Regions from separate parts of the Homo sapiens genome. Here region 2 is linked to region 1. A link is an interaction called in ENCODE POLR2A ChIA-PET data of the cell type or tissue named here. Cell type or tissue: Panc1. All regions are shown on one strand. Links, peaks and the distances in the headings refer to the core of each region. The heading gives the core; the rest is flanking DNA.

What was found. Peaks named below come from ENCODE experiments on the same cell type or tissue, not always from the same donor. Only the 100,000 strongest peaks of a DNase experiment are listed, where the experiment ranks them.
Region 2: POLR2A ChIA-PET joins it to region 1 with 5 read pairs; 2 of 35 experiments call an interaction of 5 or more read pairs at or near these places.

What each region holds. Positions count from the first base shown.
Region 1 is chr16:17,800,750-17,808,012 of GRCh38, forward strand. No RefSeq gene overlaps it. Among named protein-coding and RNA genes, the nearest start is that of XYLT1, 330 kb to the left of the region's middle. In Panc1, for the core only: no CTCF peak of the experiment used is centred there; a DNase peak (open chromatin) is centred at 3,122.
Region 2 is chr16:17,862,879-17,870,141 of GRCh38, forward strand. All of the region lies in intron 3 of LOC107984893 (a long non-coding RNA gene), which reads right to left. Among named protein-coding and RNA genes, the nearest start is that of XYLT1, 400 kb to the left of the region's middle. In Panc1, for the core only: no CTCF peak of the experiment used is centred there; no DNase peak of the experiment used is centred there.

The sequences.
Region 1 (7,263 bases), core at 880-5,879:
CCATTCTGAGCCAGAAAAACACGTGATTTCCACTTTTTCCTATCCTGTGATGGTTTTGCCTATATTTTATCCTCCTGTTTTCTGAGGTAAATTTCTTTTCCTCTTGCTTTTCCTGGGGAAAATGGTACAATGGTTGCCTGGAAATGCAATGTTTGTGGTATAAGATAAAAACAAATAAATAATATTTTAAAATATTATTTCCATTACAAAATCATTTCTTAAATTGCTGAAAGAGATTTGCTTGACTGAGGTTGATACACTTTCTTCTCTGTGAGCCTTCCACCTATAAAACAACATGGTTAGACCTCACATTCATTAAAATCCTTTCCAGTTCTTGTGTCTTAGTCTCACTTAACAATGAGATGCTATAAGAGGCTCACAATGCTCTCCAGATAATTTTCCAAATGAGTCATTCTATTCCCAAACCAGTTAGAGTATATTTGTTTGGCATCTTACCAATAAAAAAAAAAAATTGAGCTTATCAATCTTTTGCCCAGCTAAACCCTACTATGAGTCCTGAGACTTAATCATTTACTACTAAGTAGCTACGGATACAGTTTATCCAACAAGACTAGAAACCACAGAATAACCCATGAAGAATCCAGTTAACACAGGAAGTGACTTTCAAGTCAGAAAAAGGAGGAGAAGCAAACCAAAATGGCAGCTGACAAGAGGAATTAAGTTCTCCTCTAACTGGCTAAAGCTTGAGACTGGTGGCTTCTCATAAGGTGAAATGGGAAAGCCCAGATTCCAGACATATCAACACAGAGGTCCTGGTATATCCTATTGTAACAAGGAATTAACTAAAATGGAGCAGGGAAACTTCCTGGCGGATTCCAAGATTCTGAAAGTGAAAAGGCTGAAACATGATATCTACACACAAAGTGCTCTAAGGAAAAGAATCCAGGGGCAGTGGTTGAAGGCTTGATGATTGATCTCCAAGTTGAAGTTGTCTCAGTTGCTCTAACATATGCACATAATCTCCCCCACTTTATACACAATCCATACATTGTCTAGGATTTTGTTTGTTTGTTTGTTTTTTGAGATGGAGTCTCACTCTGTTGCCCAGGCTGGAGTGCAGTGGCACCATCTTAACTCACTGCAACTTCCGCCTCCCATGTTCAAACGATTCTCCCCCCTCAGCCTCCCAAGTAGCTGGGATTACAGGCACTGGCCACCACGTCCGGCTAATTTTTGTATTTTTAGTGGAGACGGGGTTTCACCATATTGGCAAGGCTGGTAGGATTTTTTTAAACAAAAAAAAATTGTAGTAATTATGAATGGCACATTTTAGCTATTCTAAGTAGGGATGAGAAAGTGAACTCTGCCATTCAGAAAAATAGAATAAAAACATCTTTCTGGGAGGATGTATTGTTGAATTGTTATGTTCCATTCTTTTTGCCTATCAGGAAATATTTATTATGGCTGCTGTATGTAGTGTGCCAGGCACAATGGGATACTGTATTATGCAGCACAGGTTCAGTCCCTAACCTTGCTGCTAAAAATCAAGTAGAAGAGGTGAGAAAATAAACCAAACATTCCACTAACTGTACTAAGTGCTAACATAGGCGATGTAGATAGGTGTCTGGATTCGGATTTCTATGGAAGCTCTAACTTATCCAGTGGTGAGGAAGGTGAGAAGTCAAGAAAGTTTCCAAGAGGAAATAAATTTCAATGGACAGAACTAGTAATCCCAATTGGCCTCCATAAAGACACTTTCCAGCAAAAGGAGATAATAGCCTCCCACATTTGGATTCCCAGATTTCAGCCCCAATGGCACTTGAGTTGTCAGACTCAAAGAAGTAAGACATAGTGTGTTTTCCTCAACCTCTCTCCACCTCCTACTTGAGCCCATTCCTAATCTATCGGTCTCTACTTATAAATATCTACTAAACTTCCAGCAGCTCTGCATGGCTGCCTTTAATGTTGACACAGAGAACAAGAGGGTGATGTTTCTTGGAGCTTCCCAAACTACAAAAAACCTGCTAACACTTGAAAACCACAACCCTGACAAACACATCATAGTCTGGGAGTTCCAGCACTGAGCCAATTTTATGCATGCATTTATTTGTTTGTCTAAAGGGAAGGACTTTCTTCAACCACTAAAAGAGTTCCTCAAAATTCCCTAGTTCCCAATGCAGGCAGACATGAATAATGTATTTAAGGCTGCTTTTTTTTTCATTCCTTGTCTTCCAGCAGCCCTCAGGGGCTGCCATATTGAGTTTCAGCACTCACAATCCTGGTCGCAAGGAAGAACATGCCTAGAATCATGCATTGAGTGGCCAAACGCACCCCAGGGCCTCCAGTTTTATCCCCTTAACAAGGGACTTGAAGAGTCTGCTGAACAACCAGCTGACGCTAACTGACCTCACAGGAGGCTCATAACAGGAATGTTATCTGTCAGGAACTGGTTTTCTTAAAACTGATTTTACCTAGCAAGCAAAGAATCACTCATTTTTAAAAAAAGGGAACATCCTGAGGTTGTAAGAAAGACAGTTATGGCTTCAGATTCAGCTCTTGGATTTGCTTGCTATGTGATATTGGGTAAGTCACTTAACCTTTCCGAGCCTCAGTTTACTCATCTGTTCAATGGGAAACATTGCTTTCTTGTAAGCGTATTATTTTAAAAATAAGTCTTATATTTGCCAAAACAATGTGTACACATTGCTTTATTAAAAAATCAAAGAGTGTTGAAAGTCTTAATAAAAGTCTTTTAATAAAAAAAAAAAATTCAACTCTCATCACCCCTGAATCTTACTCCCTGGGGTAGCTGCTCCCAACTCCTCTGGCTGATTATTTTAATATTCTACAGATTTAAATACTGCAGATTTCTCCATTCTTAGATCCCTCCACCACCTTTTTTTTTTTTTTTTTTTTTTTTTTTTTTTTTTTTTTTAGGTTGCTTGTTTGGGTCTCTCTCTTCTGCATTGGAAATCCTCCCCATGGTCTGGTCAGCTTGAAGATCAGGACTCTAAGAAGCCATTTGTGAGTTCCATGCACATGGGGTCTGGACTGTTGACTGATGAAATTCCTTGTAGGATGATGAGGCAGTGAGTCAGCCTATTCATTGGGAGCTACCATATTTCAGGATCTTGACGTCTTTTCTCAGGGATATGTCAGTTTCTCCAGATAAAAATCCTCTAAACATTTGGATGAGAAGAGAGAAGGGCTGAAAGGCTCAAGTCTTGACTCATTTCTCTTCCCACTGTCTACTGTCTCTGTTGACCCCTTAAGTCCTGAGTCTTTTTGGTTTATTACCCACAGAAATCCCATTTCTGTGTGGTGGGGGTGAGAGGAGAGAAGGGAGGTAGTTGTCTGACTGTGTCAGGGGAGGGATAGGCCCCTGGGAGCCACGAGCTCTGCACACGTTGCTAGATCCCACCTGCTCTCATCTTGCGTATACCTGGGTGCCTTAACATGCCTGGAATCTAACTCTTTATTCTGTGACGTCACTTGTCACTACTTCTCTCCTTTCCACTTTCCTCTCTCCCCTTCTTGCTTTATTCCTTTCTTTCTTCCCTTCTCCCTCACTTCCTTCCCTTGCTCCTTTCTTCCTTTCTTCCTGCTACCTTTTCAATGGAGGGAAATGAGATAAACTCAACATGACTCTCAGCTTTTCACCCCTTACTTTATAAACAGAAGTTCTGTTGGAAGGCCTAATTGAGAGGAAGGATGAGGAATCTCTTGCTGAACATCTGGCATAATATTTATATGCTCAGTTACACTTATTTCTGCATCATGCCTCTCAGCATCACCTTGGACATTCCCTGACATGCCCAAAGGAAAGAACGTGTGGCCTGAGACATAAGATTTTTAGGAAATTCCTAGAGCTCAGGGTGCATCCTCCAAGAGAGGGTGGGAGGGAGGGAGGGCTCTGAAATGCCCTCTTTCTCCAGGTCAGTCAATTAATTCAATTAATCCTCAAGACAACTTCATTAGGCAGTTGCTATGATGATCATTTCCATTTTATGCCCTTGGTCTTCATATCTATGCACTGTATTACCATGGCCTAGGACAGTCACTCATTTGGGGAAGAAAAAGGTGAGAAATAGCCCTTGACCTTCTGCCTGTCAACAGAGTTTAAAAAATACAACCATCTTTCCCTGTGGAAGCCTTCCCACCAGAACCTACACATACATAGAATTATCCTAGCGTGATCTCAGACACAGACACACACACACGCCTGCGTGCTCCAGAAAGTGGTAACTAATAAGTGAAACCAAGGTTCCGAGGTCTCCTGGTGCCTGAGCTCCCCTGCAGGGCTCCCAATCAATACAAGGTTTGCTGTCTGCAACTTGGCTGATTTACTAAGATTACAAATGAAAACCAGCCCCCAGAGGGTGCAGCGTTGCTGTAGCACAGAAGGAAAGCGTAATTCTTGCTTACACTCGGCTTTGTGATCGGTTTCTCCCCTGGTAGCTAGTCTTGTAACTTCTTTTTAGAGATGTCAATCTTATAAAAAACACACACACACAGCCCCAGACTTCTGCAGATCAAGACTTTCTCATCTCACTGGGGTGTTCTCTCCCCGCTAACCACAGGATACTCTGTTTCTCTGTGGCTGTTTCAAATGGAACAGCTCTTTTGGTAGTTTAAAAAATGTATATTGAATAGTGATAATAATAACTATCATTATTATTGTGCTTATTGTTATCATTTCTAGTTCCTGTGTCTAATTCTGTGTCAGATGTTGTGCAAGACACCATGTAGCCAATATCTCTACACCTTCCCCAACCCACACAGTTTATGTATAAGTATCATTTCCTGACAAATAAGGAAACTGGGGCTCAGAGATGGTAAACAACATCCTCAAGGTCACACAGCCAGTTAAGAGGGATTCAAACCCAGTTACCCTATTGACTGTGGTAGCTCTAGAACCTTCATTCCTAACACTAAGAAAGGATTTCAAATACAGGGTGACTGCCTTAAAAACCAGGCTGTCGGCCGGTTGCGGTGGCTCATACCTGCAATCTCATCACTTTGGGAGGCCGAGGCAGGCAGATCACGAGGTCAGGAGTTGGAGACCATCCTGACCAACATGGTGAAACCCTGTCTCTACTAAAAATACAAAAATTAGCTGGGCGTGGTGGCGGGTGCCTGTAATCCCAACTACTCCAGAGACTGAGGCAGGAGAATTGCTTGAACCTGGGAAGTGGAGGCTGCGGTGAACCGAGATGAGGCCATCACACTCCAGCCTGGGCAACAACTCTATCTCAAAAAAAAAAAAAAACCACAAACACACACACACACACACACACACACAAAAAAACAAACAAACAAAAAAAAAAAACCAGGCTGTCTTTCTGGGTTCTGTTGATGAATCTGCCTCAGAGACAATACCTGGATTCCAACATATTCCTCGGTTTCTGGATCCATCATCTTCATAGCTAAAAGAAAAAAAAAAGCCAACTGCCTTCCTCCTGGGAAATTTACATCTCTTAAAAGGGTAACAAATATCTCACATTTTCCATCTATAATATGAGCCATTGTCAGAGTTCTCCTTCCATGGGTCCACTTTATGCTCCAATGACCTCATAGCTCCCCAGATGTACAATGTAGGGGGCAAGAAAGCCTGGCTCTCTCCTTAAACTAAGGTTCGTTAGAAGATCCAAAAATAAAACTTTTAGGCCAGCTCAGGAGGTGAGGACTAGGCTATCTTGTCCCCCGCCCCACTAGAGGGAACACACTGGTGATCTACTTTGAAAATCAGGCAACTGGCTCCTGTAAGTGGCAGGTTTTGTAAGACATGCCTCAGCAAATCCATCTAATTCATCTGAGAATGCTCTTAGCTTCAAGTAATGGAATGGCCAACAAATACGTCCCTCCTTCCTCATAACCAGAAGGCTGCTGACCTTAGTTCAGTGGTCTAATGGCCTGAGGCCAGCATCTCTGTGATTCTCATGGCTTTCTCCTCATGGTCTGCTCTCGTTCCAGGCATCATGTCCAGAACCTGGGTAACATAAAACAGGAAATACATATGTGTGTGCCTGTGTGGATGTGTGTGATAATATATAGAGTGATGAATTCAGGGAGTATACCAGATATAGCTGTCCTTTTTTGTTTAACCAAGAAACCAAAAACTTCTGGAAACCTCTCCCAGCAAACTGTTATCATATTCTTGGCCATATCTATGTCATATAACTACTCTTAGCTCCCAAGAAATCTGGGAAATCAGGAGTTATAGTTAGGTACATTTCTACCCTGAATAAAATGGGATTTTTTTAATAAAAAAGAAGAGTAAATCAATGTCAGGTAAACATCCTCTGAATGATCAGTGCAAATCTGTTTGGGCACCCTGAATTCCAGTTGTCTCCAAGCATCTCAGGTGCTCCATAAGGACTTCTTCCTATCAGGATAAACCCCCAATTTTCCCTCAGGAGTTCTCAAATATCAATAATGGTGAAGGATAGCTGAGGTACGCATGAATTATTCATCAAGGTTTTTACTCTTTGATTTTTCTATAGGAGTTGATATACAATGTATCTTTGTTAATAACTAGAATCTGATTTGTGCATCTGATGGTTTAAATATTCTGCCTTAGGACATACCAATCACCCAGCATGTAAATGGAGTTCAGCCATATCCTAGTGGGATTAGAGGTAGAGAAACAGCCACATCTCAAGGAGCCCCTCACATACATGTTGATTCTAATTCAGTGTCTGCCTTTCACTCTTTGTCCGCCTGGACCCGTGTAACAGGTCTGCTGGAAATCCTTCATCCCAAATACTCAGCCAGTGTTGAACCCAGAACTCTTGCTAAAGTAAACAAGGAAAATATGGAAGGGGATTTTTTAAATAATCTTGGCATCCAACAGGCTGGGGTTGGAATCTTGGCTCTGTTGCTTAATTACTTTTTGACACTAGTCAGTTTATCTGACCTCTCAAGACCTCAGTTTCCCCAAATGAGCAGTAAGAACATCAATATTTACTTCAAAGAGTGATTTTCCAAGTTAGATAACATTTTTAACATATCTAGCATGGTCCCTGGCACATGATAGACATTAACGAAACATTATTCCTATTAGCATCCTTTTAAGAAAGCAGAGTTGAAATATAATTGAAATGCCAGGGGTTCAGTCTAGGTCCTGCTGCTCATAGCACAGAGAGCTAATCACTGAGACGATGAGTATTGCCAGGGAAGAAGGCTTTATTTGAGTGCTGCAGCCAAGGAAACAGGAGATTAGTCTCAAATCCATCTTCCCAACCAGGTAAAATAGGGCTTTATATAGCAGGGAAGAAATGTGGGGAAAATAGGAATTAGGGA
Region 2 (7,263 bases), core at 1,238-6,237, 62 kb after region 1:
CAAAAGTATGATTTAAAAAGCTTTGACTAGAACTGAATTAACTCTGTAAATAATTAGAAGCAATACTGAAAGGTGATCATTTATGTCCACTTACCGTCAATTTTGCCTGGGTATTTCAAAATGAGCTAATAAAAAAATAGTAAAGCATGTTTTACACTGTAGTTCTTCTTTGTCGTTCTCTCCAAAACCTTAATCTTTATACATTGTAAGATCAAATATCTAAAACACTACATGTATATTATTTTTACAAAAATACATAGAAGTTTGATTCTATCTTAAATTGGATAATTCAGAATTAGATACCGTACCTACTATGCCATTTGATCTACATGTACCTTTTCCTAGAATGGTAGTTCTCAAACCCCTATTCGTGTTAGAATATCCAGTGAAGCTTTTTAAGTGTTTGCCCTACTCAATTCAATTAAATGTGAATCTCTAGGTATGAGATTCTAATGGCATTTCTTAAAGTTTCTCAGATGATTCCAATACACAACCCAGACAGAGAGCCACTGTCCTCAGAAATGTTTGGGAGTGCATGGCTGGGTGCAGTGACTCAGGCCAGGTGTGGCTGCTCACGCCTGTAATCCCAGCACTTTAAGAGGCCGAGGCAGGTGGATCACTTGAGGTCAGGAGTTTGAGACCAGCCTGGCCAACATGGTGAAACATCATCTCTACTAAAAATACAACAACAACAAAAAAAATTAGCGGGGCATGGTGGCAGGCACCTGTAATCCCAGCTACTCAGGAGGCTGAGGCAGGAGAATCGCTTGAACCCAGGAGGCGGAGGGTGCAATGAGCCCAGATCGTGCCATGGCACTCCAGCCTGGGTGACAGAGTGAGACTCCATCTCAAAAATAAATAAATAAATAATTAAATAAAAATAAAAATAAACATTTGGGAGTGCAAATCACCTGTCTGTCTTAAATAGCAAACTTCTCACTTTCCAAAACATACCTCAAACCACTGGATTCAGACAAGCAGAACATAGGCATAATAATGAGGACCAGGTTTGGGGAAAGGGCTGTGTAGTATAGATGGGTAAGCATCTCTGTGGAAGTAATTTGGGTCGTATCTATAGAAGTTAGATACCTCAGCCAGCACATCTTCTATTGCAAATTTGCAGAGCACACTTCCAATCAGCCAATGTTAATTTGGTTAATTTGGTTGGGGGTCAGAATACAGAGTACAGCCTTCCTATGGGGAAGCCTCATTAGTCATCATTAGGAGTATCCATTCTGCCTGGTTGTCTTAGAGTCTTTGCCTTTCTTATTACAAAGTATTAGATAGAACATGAGAGGATGCCAACAGCCCTGCAGATTGAACAAGCAAGATGTCTTAGAGGTGTGGATAGCACTTTACACTCTCCCAATATAAAACATTTAAATTAAATATTAAATCATTATTATTCAGTTGGTCAACAGTTATGATATGGTCACTATAAAGAAAAATAAGTACAGTCCAACCAGAGTAAAGGAAATGTATCCTCAGAACTCTGAATTTTCAGGTTTGGGAGGTATTGGGAGGTACTTTAGAAGTCAAGCAATCCAACTTCTACATTTTATGTATGGAAATTCTGAGGCCAAAAGAGGACTGCAACTGGGGTTTCTAATTCTCGACTGCCAATCTTTCTTCCTAATCCTGGAAGTCTGTTTTCTTGATCTTATCAGCAGTTGACTTTTTAAAGGCACTGCCTCCTCATCCCATAGAATGGATTACTATTATAGCATTGCAGGATGAACATGGTGGCAGGGGAGTACGTGGTTTCCATGGTTAAACTGGGGTATAACCAGGACAGGAACACTGGCCTCCTCCCTGCAAGTCTAGAATGACCACACGACTGTGGGCCCCAGACAAACCGACCATATTCTAATCTGAACCTCCAGCTCAGAAAGTGTTAAGTGTATCATCTTGGACAAGATAATTCACCTCCATGAATATCAGTTTTCTCATAAGTAAAACGGATGTAATTTTTTAAAAAAAATCTGTCTTGCAGGATAGTTGTATAGATACAGTGAGATCTTTAGAGGTCAGCAGACTTTTTCTGTAAAGGACCAGGTAGTAAATATTTTAGGCTCTGCAGGCTACATGAGGTCTCTGCTGCGTATTTTTTCTCTCTCTCTCTGTCTTACACACACACACTTTAAACATGTTTAAAAATAAAATAAACATTCTGAGCTTATGGACCATACAGAAGCAGGCATAGGTCACAGTTTTCCACAGCTGATCAAGACCACACGCTGCAAGCATGCAGCAACCAGGCATGTCTTTGTGTTGTTATTCAGCACCCAGCACCCACCACAGTATCAGATGCTTGGGTATTTACTCAACAAAACTCTGAATAAATAATATGTAAAGAGGCTGGGCGCGGTGGCTCATGCCTGTAATCCCAGTACTTTGGGAGGCCGAGACAGGTGGATCACCTAAGGTCAGAAGTTCAAGACCAGCCTGGCCAACATGGTGAAACCCTGTCTCTACTAAAAATACAAAAAAAAAAAAAAAATAGCTGGGTGTGGTGGCGGGCGCCTGTAATTCCCAGCTACTCAGGAGGCTGAGGCAGGAGAATCTCTTGAACCCGGGAGGCAGAGGTTCCAGTGAGCCGAGATCGTGCCACTGCACTCCAGCCTGGGTGACAAGAGTGAAATTCTGTCTCTAAATAAATAAATAAATAAATAAAATGTAAAGAGCCTGATCCAAAGTCTAAGATGGAAAAGGCACTGTGTGTTTATTTAGCATTGTTACTGCCCTTGTGGCTTATAAGCTCCAGAACTATGATTTAATATGAAAGACAGGATGAGTTCACTCATTAAAGTATTTGGAGGAAAAGGAGATGAGTAGAAGTGTTGCAGAGGAGGAGGCACTGGCCTGAGCTTGGAAGGATGGGTAAGTTTTTGGATAAATGGATAAATGAAGAAGGTACCAGTGTATTAAAAGGAAAATAAGGAGGTTATGCATCTGCCACTGTACCACGGTGTATATATGCTATCAGGACAAGGTTATGGCTTCACAAAGACCACCTCCTTATGTGATTTCTTGGAATGTGGAACTCAGTGGCTGCTGAAGTGAGATACAGGTAAATTCCCATAGGGAGAACTGACCTCTGATCATTTTGAGTTTCAATGAGAGTAGAATATCTCTGAGACAAATATAGACCTATTAACCAGTGAACATTAAAAGATACTGAAGGCCTCCCATGACTCACCTTGAAATAGAGAGGAAATGCGCCCAGCTATCTTGGTACAATGCCAATATCTCAACACTTACAGAAGCTGATTCTGCACACAAATTGTGCTTGAGCCTGGAAACTTCAGGGGACCCAGACACCTGAGCAGTATAGTCATATTCTGAGTTACTGACTTTGCATATGAATGTAAATTGAAGACCTTTAATTGAGAACCTGGACCTAGATGGCTGGGCAAAGTGGCTCACACCTGTAATTCCACTACTTTGGAAGGCCGTGGAAGGTGGATCACTTGAGCTTAGGAGTTCGACACTATCCTGGACAACATGGTGAAACTCCGTCTCTACACAAAATGCAAAAACTACCCAGGTGTGGTGGTACGTACCTGTAGTTCCATCTACTTGGGGGGCTGAGGTGGGAGGATTGTTTGAGCCTGGGAAGTGGAGGTTGCAGTGAGCTGAGATTGTGCCACTGCATTCCAGCCTGGGTGAGAGAGCAAGATCCTGTCTCAAAAAAATAAAAAATAAGAAAGAGAAACTGGGGCTAGGATAATAGCAATTGTGGTTGAGTATCGTTACGGATAAACACTTTCTCCTTCTTCCCTCTCCCGCTATATATTCCCTCCAACACACATGCTCAGAGGAGTTTTTGCCAGGCCAGCATTAAGGCTTAGGGTTGTGTTAATCTAATCACTAAAGGAAATGTGACTTAATTAATACCTCCAAGCTTGTGAATGGCAACATACCACTGTGTAAACATAATCACACTATTCCTTCCATCTTCATTAACAGATGAGAAAATAGTCTCAAAAGGTGAACCAGCTTGCTCAAGGTCACAAGCTAAGCAGGGGAGTAGGTCTTTCTGTCTTTTCACTAAACCCTGTGGCTTACCTAAAGAATGAATTATAAATGCCTAGCATCAGGTCATCTCTCAGAAATGGGTTTTGGAGGGCAGAAGACTTTCTCTGAGCAAGAATTTGAAAGACAGACAGGGGAGGCAGAAAGAGTGAAGATAAACATCAAAGTTGTTTTCCTTGGGTAGAGAAACACCAGATTCCATCAATCAAGTTAGCAGGGTTCTCTGGTCTTCTTTGAGTACTGGAGCTTGGATTATGATGACACCCAGCTGACTGTCAGGCCACTGTTGCAGTCAAAATTTACACAAAGATCGGGCCCAGGGTTGCAACGCAGGCTACACAAAGCTGCTGGTACGAGGAGTCAAGAAGAAACAGACATTGGCCAAGAAGACAAATCATGTGCCGCTTCCTCATTCGGAATAACTGGCCATGTCTAGTAAATGCAACCTCTAGATTCATCATGCCAGATGGGTTATTTCAAGTACAGATGCTAGTATTTGTTCTATTTCATTCAACTCTTTGAGATTGATCAATAAAAAGATGTATATGGTGCCTGTGTGTCTGGCATTAAAAGAGGAAAGAAATGACCTCAGTGAATAAGAACAGTACTTGGATTTCTTAGCGTGCCTAGGAAACCCCGAGTAAACTGGGCAGATTCAAGCATGTGATGAATTTCTGCTGTCTGATTTAATATTTAATATTTTAATATTTAATCCTAAAGTTGTGCATTCCACTTCTTTGGTTACAGAATATTAAGAAGTGAAGCTATTAAAAACACTAAGTGTTTTAGTTCAGGAAGAGAGCACAACCTTCCCTAAGTGACAGGTGATGCTGGGTGTCTTCGTTTATTTGTTTTTGAAAACGTGGGCTTTATTTCTTAAATATTTATTATTAATGCAACAATCAGGCTACCCAGGATTTATATAGAACCTTGTCTTCCAAGGAATACTCTGGTTGAATAACATCATCTGTCTTTATGAACTTCACCGTCAGGAAGAAGGCGAGACTAACTTTTGATTTCTTACAGATGGGAAAACAGAGACCCTGAGAGATCAAACAAGTTTTCCCAAGTTACAGAATAAATCTATTGAATTCCCTCACACTTAATGCTGCTCAAACCAGCTTGTGTTGTCTATGACAGGAAAATCTCTGCTACAGACTTTCAGAGAAATGTCCCTTCCACTTTTCATTTGATGACCACTCATAAACCTTGACTTACAAGAAGATATACGTGAAACGGAGACACAAACATTGCACTGCAAATGGCTCAAATATTCATTTGTGGAAGAAACACTTAAGTTCCTACTGTGTGCCTAGCTCTATCTAAGCACTAGAGCTGTGTTTTCACTTCTTATTGCTGCTGTAACAAATTACAACAAAGGTCAGAAGTCCTAAAATCAAGTTGTCAGCAGGGCTACCTTCCTTCTGCATGTCTTGGGCAGAATCCATATCCCTGCCTTTTCCAGGTTCTAATATATATATTATAATATATATTATATATATAGTATTATATATAGTATAATATATAGTATTATATATACTATATATAGTATAATATATAGTATTATATATACTATATATAGTATTATATATAGTATTATATATACTATATATAGTATAATATATAGTATTATATATACTATATATAGTATTATATATACTATATATAGTATAATATATAGTATTATATATACTATATATAGTATTATATATAGTATTATATATACTATATATAGTATTATATATAGTATAATATAATACTATATATAATATATAGTACATATTATATAACTATTATATAATATATATTATATATTTTATATATTATAACATATCATACATAATATATAATGTAATACACATATAATATATAACAATACATCACACGTAATATATAATGTAATACATTATATATGTATTACATTATATATATACCCCCAAAAAGTAAATTTTTAAAAAAATGTGCTTCCCTCAAAGCATTGATCAGAAGATTAAATGTATAATGTAATACATCCTATATTATATATGATATATATAATATATATGATATAATATATATCATGTATATGATTATATATTTTATATATATATATATAGTTGATTGATTAAGTTTTGAGACAGGGTCTTGAAATATTGCCCAGGCTGGAATACAGCATTGCTGTCAAGCCTCACTGCAGCCTCGACCTCCTCAGCTCAAGCCATCCTCCCACCTCAGCCTCCCTTGTAGCTGGGACCATAGGCATGCACTACTACATCCACCTAATTTTTCTTTCTTGGTAGAGACAGAGTATATCTAAGTTTCCCAGGCTGGTCTCGAACTCCTGGGCTCAAGCAATCCTCCCAGCTGAGCCTTCCAAAACACTGAGATCACAGGTCCCAGCCTTTCCAGCTTTTAGAGGCCATCTGCATTCTTTGACTCACGGAACCTTCCTCCATCTTTAAAGTGCATCGCTCCGACCTTTGTTTTCATCCTCTCATCTCCTTTTTCTGACTTTGACTCTCCTGCCTTCCTTTTATGAGGACCCTTGTGATTCTATCAGGCCCATCTGGATAATCCAGGATAATCTCCTCATCTCAAATCCTTAACCAAATCACATCTACAAAGTGGCTTTTGCCGTCAGGTAACATAGTCACAGGTTGAGTGGATTGGGATGTGAATATATCTGGGAGGAGAGACATTATTCAGCCTGGCACAGACTGTCAAGAGGTTTTCTAGCCCTTGCAGCAATCTTCATTTCGTGGGAAAGAGGTGCACAAACAATTGATGACAAACACCATGGTAAGTGACAAGCAGTGATGGGTAAAATGATGGGCCTCCATCCCAGGCTAATGGGGGTGAGGAAGACTTCCAGACAGAATGATGTCTAAAGCTAGTCTTCAAGGATGAATGAGGAATGCTCATGCAAGAGAGCAAGGTAGCATGTTGGAAGTTGGGTCGTCCAGGAAATGAGGACACAGCAGGCAAACAGCACACCAGAGGCCGAGGAGAGTCCAGTTGTACAGTTCATCTGCCTATAGTGTTTGCTTCGCATTGGTCAGCTTTGTTTTAGAGCTACCTTGGGTGGCAGACAGACAAAAAACTAGGCTGTATAGCAAAAAAATTAAGAGTAAGAGCAGGCCAGTCGCAGTGGCTCATGCCTGTAATCCCAACACTTTGGGAGGCCGAGTCAGGCAGATCACGAAGTCAGGAGTTCAAGACCAGCCTGACCAAAATGGTGAAACCCCGTCT